Linked DNA regions of Homo sapiens: region 2 is linked to region 1. The links are chromatin contacts, found by Hi-C or POLR2A ChIA-PET in ENCODE. All regions are on one chromosome and are shown on one strand. Each heading gives the region's core, a stretch centred on a gene start or an enhancer-like site at or near the end of the contact. The rest is flanking DNA. Distances are from core to core; before and after follow the strand shown. Region 1 has its middle 32 kb from the start of ZFAND2A-DT. Region 2 holds the start of TMEM184A (transmembrane protein 184A).

Region 1 (2,970 bases), core at 235-2,734:
GCGCCTGTAGTCCCAGCTACACGGGAGGCTGAGGCAGGAGAATGGCGTGAACCCGGGAGGCAGAGCTTGCAGTGAGCCGAGATCACGCCACGGCACTCCAGCCTGGGCGACAGAGCGAGACTCCATCCCAAAAAAAAAAAAAAAAAATCAGAAGTGTATTTCAAGGAAGGGTCAACTTTAGTCCCAGACAAAATTGGGACACAGCCTCCTGCCTTCCTTCCCCCTTGGGCAGCAGCTGCTGTGAGCACCCAGCTGCTCCCTGGAACTTGGACAAAGCGCGTTTGGAACAGAGCTCCAGAGCCGCCTCCTGCAGCCGCCCCGGCCAACACCCAGGAGACTCAGATGTCTTGTTTCCTTCCTAACCCCCAATTCCATCCATCACTGCGTCCTGTTGACCAGGGGTCCCCAACCCCCGCGCCATAGACTGGCACCCATCCATGGCCTGTTAGGAACGGGGCAGCACACCAGGTGAGCAGCGGGTGAGCAGTGGGCAAAGCTTCATCTGTATTTTTTTTTTTTTTGAGACAGAGTCTCACTCTTGTTGCCCAGGCTGGAGTGCAGTGGAACAATCTTGGCTCACTGCAACCTCCACCTCCAGGGTTCAAGCAATTCTCCTGCCTCGGCCTCCTGGGTAGCTGGGATTAAAGGTGAGCACCACCATGTCCGGCTAATTTTTGTAGTTTTAGTAGAGATGGGGTTTCTCCATGATGTCCAGGCTGGTCTCAAACTCCCGACCTCAGGTGATCCACCCACCTCAGCCTCCCAAAGTACTAGGATTACAGGCGTGAGCCGCCACAGCCAGCCCCTTCATCTGTATTAACAGCTGCTCCCATTGCCGACGTTACCGCCTGAGCTCCACCTTGTCAGATCAGTAGCGGAGTTCGATTCTCACAGGATCGTGAACCCCATTGTGAACTGTGCATGCGAGGGGTTAGGTTTCACACTCCTTATGAGAATCTAATGCCTGATGATCTGTCATTGTCTCCCATCACCCACAGATGGGACCGTCTAGTTGCAGGAAAAGAAGCTCAGGGCTCCCACTGATTCTACACGATGGCGAGTCGTAGAATTATTTCATTCTATATCACAGTGTAATAACAGTAGAAGTAAAGTGCAACATAAATCGAATGTGCTTGAATCCTCCCGAAACCATCCCCTGCCCCCACTGTCCGTGGAAAAATTGTCTTCCACAAAACTGGTCCCTAGTCTCAGAAAGGTTGGGGCTCCCTGCTATTGATGACCCCCAGGCATCTCCCCAGCCTGCCTGCAGCTCCCTGTCCCTCTCACCGCAGCCGCCCTGGTCCAGGCCGCGTCCTCTCTCCCCAGCCAACCTGCCTGCTGCTGTACCCCATCCGTCTCACTGCAGCCATCCTGGTCCAGGCCGCGTCCTCCTCCCTAGGACAGCTGTGATGCTTCCCAGCTGGACTTCCTGCTTCTGCCTTTACCCTATAACATCCTTCTTTAACACAACGGCCAGAATGATTTCCTTCAAAAACAGCAATACGATGATGTCATTTGGCCGTTTAAAACTTCCTGTGGCTTCACGTTAGTCAGAGTCTAAACAGGAAAACAGAGCCGCCTTCAGGTTGTGTAACCAAAAGGGAGTTGAAGGTGGGGAGTCGTTTACTAGCTTGGGGCAATCTACACGCAACCTGGGGACATGGGGAGCACCAGCAGGGACCCTCAGTCACCTGCAGAGTGGGGAGGCACCAGAACAAATGGAACCGAGGCCACAGGTGTGCAGGCCCGCACCCGAAACCCCAACACTGTGGGAGGCCAAGGTGAGAGGATCGTTTGAGGCCAGGAGTTCGAGACCAGCCTGGCCAACAGAGAGAGACCCCATGTCTATAAAATATTTAAAAATTAGCTGGGCGTGTTGGCTCATGCCTGTAGTCCCAGCTACCCAGGAGGCTGAGGTGGAAGGATTACCTGAACTCCAGAGGTTGAGGCTGCAGTGAGCTATTAATACAATTGCACAACTGCCCTCCAGCCTGGGCAACACAGAGCAAGACCCTGTCACCCACCCCCCACCAACAAAAAATCAAAAAGCAAAAAACAAAAATGAGCTGAGTGTGGTGGCTTAAGCCTGTAATTCCAGCACTTTGGGAGGCCAAGGCATGAGGATCACTTGAGCTCAGGAGCTTGAGACCAGCCTGGCCAACATGGTGAAACCCCATCTCAACTAAAAAAAATACAAAATTAGCTGGGCATGATGGTGGGCGCCTGTAATCCCAGCTACATGGGAGGCTGAGGTAGGAGAATTGCTTGAACCCGGGAGGCGGAGGTTGCAGTGAGCCAAGATCGCACCACTGTATAATTTAAAAAAAAAAAATTGAAAAAGTAGCCAGGCGTAGTGGCAGGTGCCTGTAATCCCAGCTACTCAGGAGGCTGAGGCAGGAGAATCATTTGAACCTGGGAGGCGGAGGTTGCAGTGACCTGAGATTGCGCCACTGCACTCCAGCCTGGGCGATGAAGCAGAAAACAAAAAACAAAAAACAAAAAAACCGAGGCCACCGTAGCTCCAGTGCCTGGAGCAGGGCCTGCGTTGAGGCCGTGGTGGATGTCGGAGGGTGGGTGAATGAATGAACAGTGAGTTCACTCCACATTGGGTGCCTCAGTCCAGCCGTCCCCGTACACCCGAGGGGCCCCACGCAGCCACACCTGGCTTTTCTCAGGCAGTGGCTCTTCCCACCTGGGTCTCCGTCCTAGGGGTCTGTCGCCCTGATGTCAGGGAGCGGGCGCAGCTCTCAGACGCGCTGGTGTTGTCTCCTAACTCTGCCGCTCCCCAGCTGTGTGGGCCGGTCTGCCCCAGTTTCCTGCTCTGAAGAAGAGAGATTGAGATACAGGTGGCAGCCTCGGAGGGTGATTGTGAAGGGTCCAGGCGGTTCCCGCGTGCAGCCTCGGGACAGGGCTGTGCTGGAGCCATCGAGCTGGAGAGAGAGTGAGCTTCACCCCAGGGCAGCTGTCTCC
Region 2 (2,928 bases), core at 28-2,527, 360 kb after region 1:
GTGAGCCTGGGAAAGACCTCTGGTCTCTCTGAGACTCAGTCTTCTTGTCTGTGAAATGGGACCACACTGCAGACCTCAGTGAGCCGAGTGACGAGCCTGTGAAATAGCCAGGGGTGCCCGGTGGGCGCTCTGCCCTCAGCCTGGCAGAGATCTCCCCATTTTCAGGCCCAGCTCCCACATGCCACATCCTGGGGAAGCTCATCCCCTCCCCCGTGCCCTGGCCGATCCCACTTCTGACAGCGTCTATAGCAGCGGCACCCAGGGGGACCGGGCTGAGCCACGGCCACGTCCTGTGGAGACCAAGGTCCTGAAGGAGGCTCGGGGGCGGAAGGGCTTACCTGGTGGCAGGTGAGCACCAGGGCAGTCCACACGAAGATCCCCGAGACGCCTCGGGCCAGTGCGGAGGTGAGGAAGAGCCAGGGGGCCCCCTGGGAGCTGTTCCCCATGTGGTCCATCTGCGGCCCAGCTGGCACAGCCGGTGGGGGGCTGGGCTGCGGCCAGTTCGCTGACACCAGGGGGACGCCGGCTGTCTCCAGGATCCCTGAGACATTACTCATCTGCAGAGGGAGGGAGGACACACACCGGGAGGAGTGAGGGCAAAGGTACTGGCTCCCGGCAGCAGGAAGCAGCGGGGGAGGGAGGAGACAGTGAGACGGGAGCTGAGGCTGAGCCACCCACCAGGCCGCACCCCCCACACGGACACCAGCGCCAGGCCCGGCTCCCTCCCTGCTCCGAGCTCAGCCATCGAAGCTCACCCATCAACCACCTGCGACCTGAGGGTCCCACCTCAATTCCCCCTTGTAAAACCAGCTTCCAACTCCGAGTCTCAGGCTTGCAGGGAGCCTGCTTCTTAGGGGACAAAGACCGTCTTCCAGTGGGGCAGAAGAGGGGGAACCCCTGCCGCCCTGCCTGCCCGGGAGGGCTGGGGAGCGGGCGCAGACCAGCACTGCCTGCCCCGGCAGGAGGGGGTGTGCAGCCACCCTCATGGGAGGAGCCGGCCCTCACTGGCTCTGGGACCTGTCCACCCACCTGGGAGCCCGGCTTTGCTGGGGTTCTTGGCAGCCCTGGGTGCCTGTTCCATCTCCCACTAACCTGCTGGGGCCCTGAGTCCACCCTCTCCCACACTCGCAGCCCAGTCCAGCCTCCTCCTCTCCCTCTGGTCTGCGGTCACAGGGCCCAGCTCTACCTTTGCTGGCAGGAAGCACCTGGCCCAGTCCAGGGAGGCCTGGCCTCCAGGGAAGCCTAGCTGGTCATTCTCATGGCCACGTGGCCCCAACTGGAGGCCCCACTGTGGGTGCGGCAAGGCCAGGATCTGAAGGGCTGTGCCAGGCTGGGGCGGGGCGGCCAGTGCCTCACGTCCCCAGTGGCCCACCTGGGCCCCAGGCTGCAGGCCCGTCCCCTCCTGTCCCCTCCCACGGCTGACACCCTATCCTCCCGGTTGTTTGCTGGGTGGCAGCTGGCTCCCAGGAACCTGCTGGCCGCCTGGCGCCCTCACCTGCCTATGCCAGACGGCCAGGCAGCTGCCACCTGGTGGGGACACGTGGGAGAGGTCTGCGGCAGGCCAAGGAGGGCCGGGCTGCAGGAGGAGGGGTGGAGAGCTAATGGTACAGGGTTTCTCTGGGGGGTGACAGGAGTCCTGAAATGAGGTAGAGGCGGCAGGCACACAGCACTGTGGATATACTTACCGCCACCGAATCGTTCACTTAAACCTGGGTAAATTGATGTTATGTGAATTTCATCTGAATTAAAAAAAAAATCCACGCCCCAAGAGATGAGTTGAAAACATTTGTTTTCTGGGCCGGGCGTGGTGGCTCACGCCTGTCATCCCCACACTTTGGGAGGCCAAGGTGGGTGGATCACTTGAGGTCAGGAGTTCGAGACCAGCCTGGCCAACATGGTGAAACGCCGTCTCTACGAAATACGCAAAAATTAGCTAGGTGTGGCAGCGTGCACCTGTAATTCCAGATACTCAAGAGGCTGAGACAGGAGAATCGCTTGAACTCAGAAGGCGGAGGTTGCAGTAAGCTGAGATCACACCACTGCACTCCAGCCTGGGGACAGAGGGAGACTCTGTGTCCAAAAAAAAAAAAAAAAAAAAAAGGAAATATTTCTGGTTTTTGTGGATCAAGGCAGGAGAGGGGGAGTGACAGCCCAGTCCCTGGACCCTTTGGGGTCTGGCAAGGGGTTGCGGGGCCCTGAGGGTCCCTGTCACCCCCATGCAGAGGCCCCTGTGGAGAAAAAACTCACTCACCCCGGCTCCTGGGAGAGGGATGTGGGCCCTCAGCCCACCTCTTGTCCTGTTCTGGTTACGCTTGGGCTCATGCCGCTGGGGCCACCATTACCAAGTCCCGCTCCATGCCCGCAACGGATCCACACACTCCTTGTCCTTCATATCTCCTACCCTCCCACAGCCCTGAGCAACAGGGCTCAAGGGGTTGAGGCTGGAATGACTGGAGCCACTGTTCCCCTTTTATTTTTAATTAATTTATTTTTTGAGACGGAGCCTCGCTCTGTCGCCAGGCTGGAGTACAATGGCGCGATCTCGGCTCACTGCAACCTCCGCCTCCTGGGTTCAAGTGATTCTCCTGCCTCAGCCTCCCGAGTAGCTGGGATTACAGGCGCCCACCACCACACCTAGCTAATTTTTGTATTTTTAGTAAAGACGGGGTTTCACCACGTTGGCCAGGCTGGGCTTGAACTCCTGACCTCAGGTGATCTGCCCGCCTCAGCCTCCCAAAGTGCTGGGATTACAGGTTTGAGCCACCACGTCCGGCCTGTTCCCCTTTTAGAGATGGGAACGAGAGGCGCATCAACGCGTCCAGCATCCTTGAGGGGTCCGTGAGGGGCCCGGGCTGAGGCCCATCCTTCCCTGGGACACCCTGCCTGCTTTTCCCAACTCCTCCACTGACACTGTCCCTCCAGGGAGGC

The links. Hi-C counts contacts between places; a loop is a spot of excess contacts on that map. ChIA-PET counts read pairs that join two places held with the same protein, here RNA polymerase II (POLR2A). Pooled maps may share reads with other maps.
Region 2: a pooled map of heart left ventricle shows a loop between it and region 1 (15-fold over the local background). The contact joins the promoter of TMEM184A here to the enhancer-like site in region 1. A Hi-C loop is called at or near these places in 9 of 50 pooled maps. POLR2A ChIA-PET finds 5 or more read pairs at or near these places in 3 of 52 experiments (AG04450, WTC11 and activated T-cell).

What each region holds. Positions count from the first base shown.
Region 1 is chr7:1,190,932-1,193,901 of GRCh38, forward strand. No RefSeq gene overlaps it. Among named protein-coding and RNA genes, the nearest start is that of ZFAND2A-DT, 32 kb to the left of the region's middle. RefSeq lists an enhancer at 2,392-2,893. Within about 2 kb of position 1,485, at least 3 of the 41 ENCODE cell types and tissues checked have a DNase peak (open chromatin) inside an H3K27ac peak, as active enhancers do.
Region 2 is chr7:1,554,928-1,557,855 of GRCh38, forward strand. It overlaps TMEM184A (transmembrane protein 184A), which reads right to left and starts at 1,278. Exons shown (of 9, transcript NM_001097620.2): 1 at 1,187-1,278; 2 at 339-557. The coding sequence starts at 557. RefSeq lists enhancers at 96-896, 466-760, 897-1,696 and silencers at 1,354-1,423, 1,464-1,553.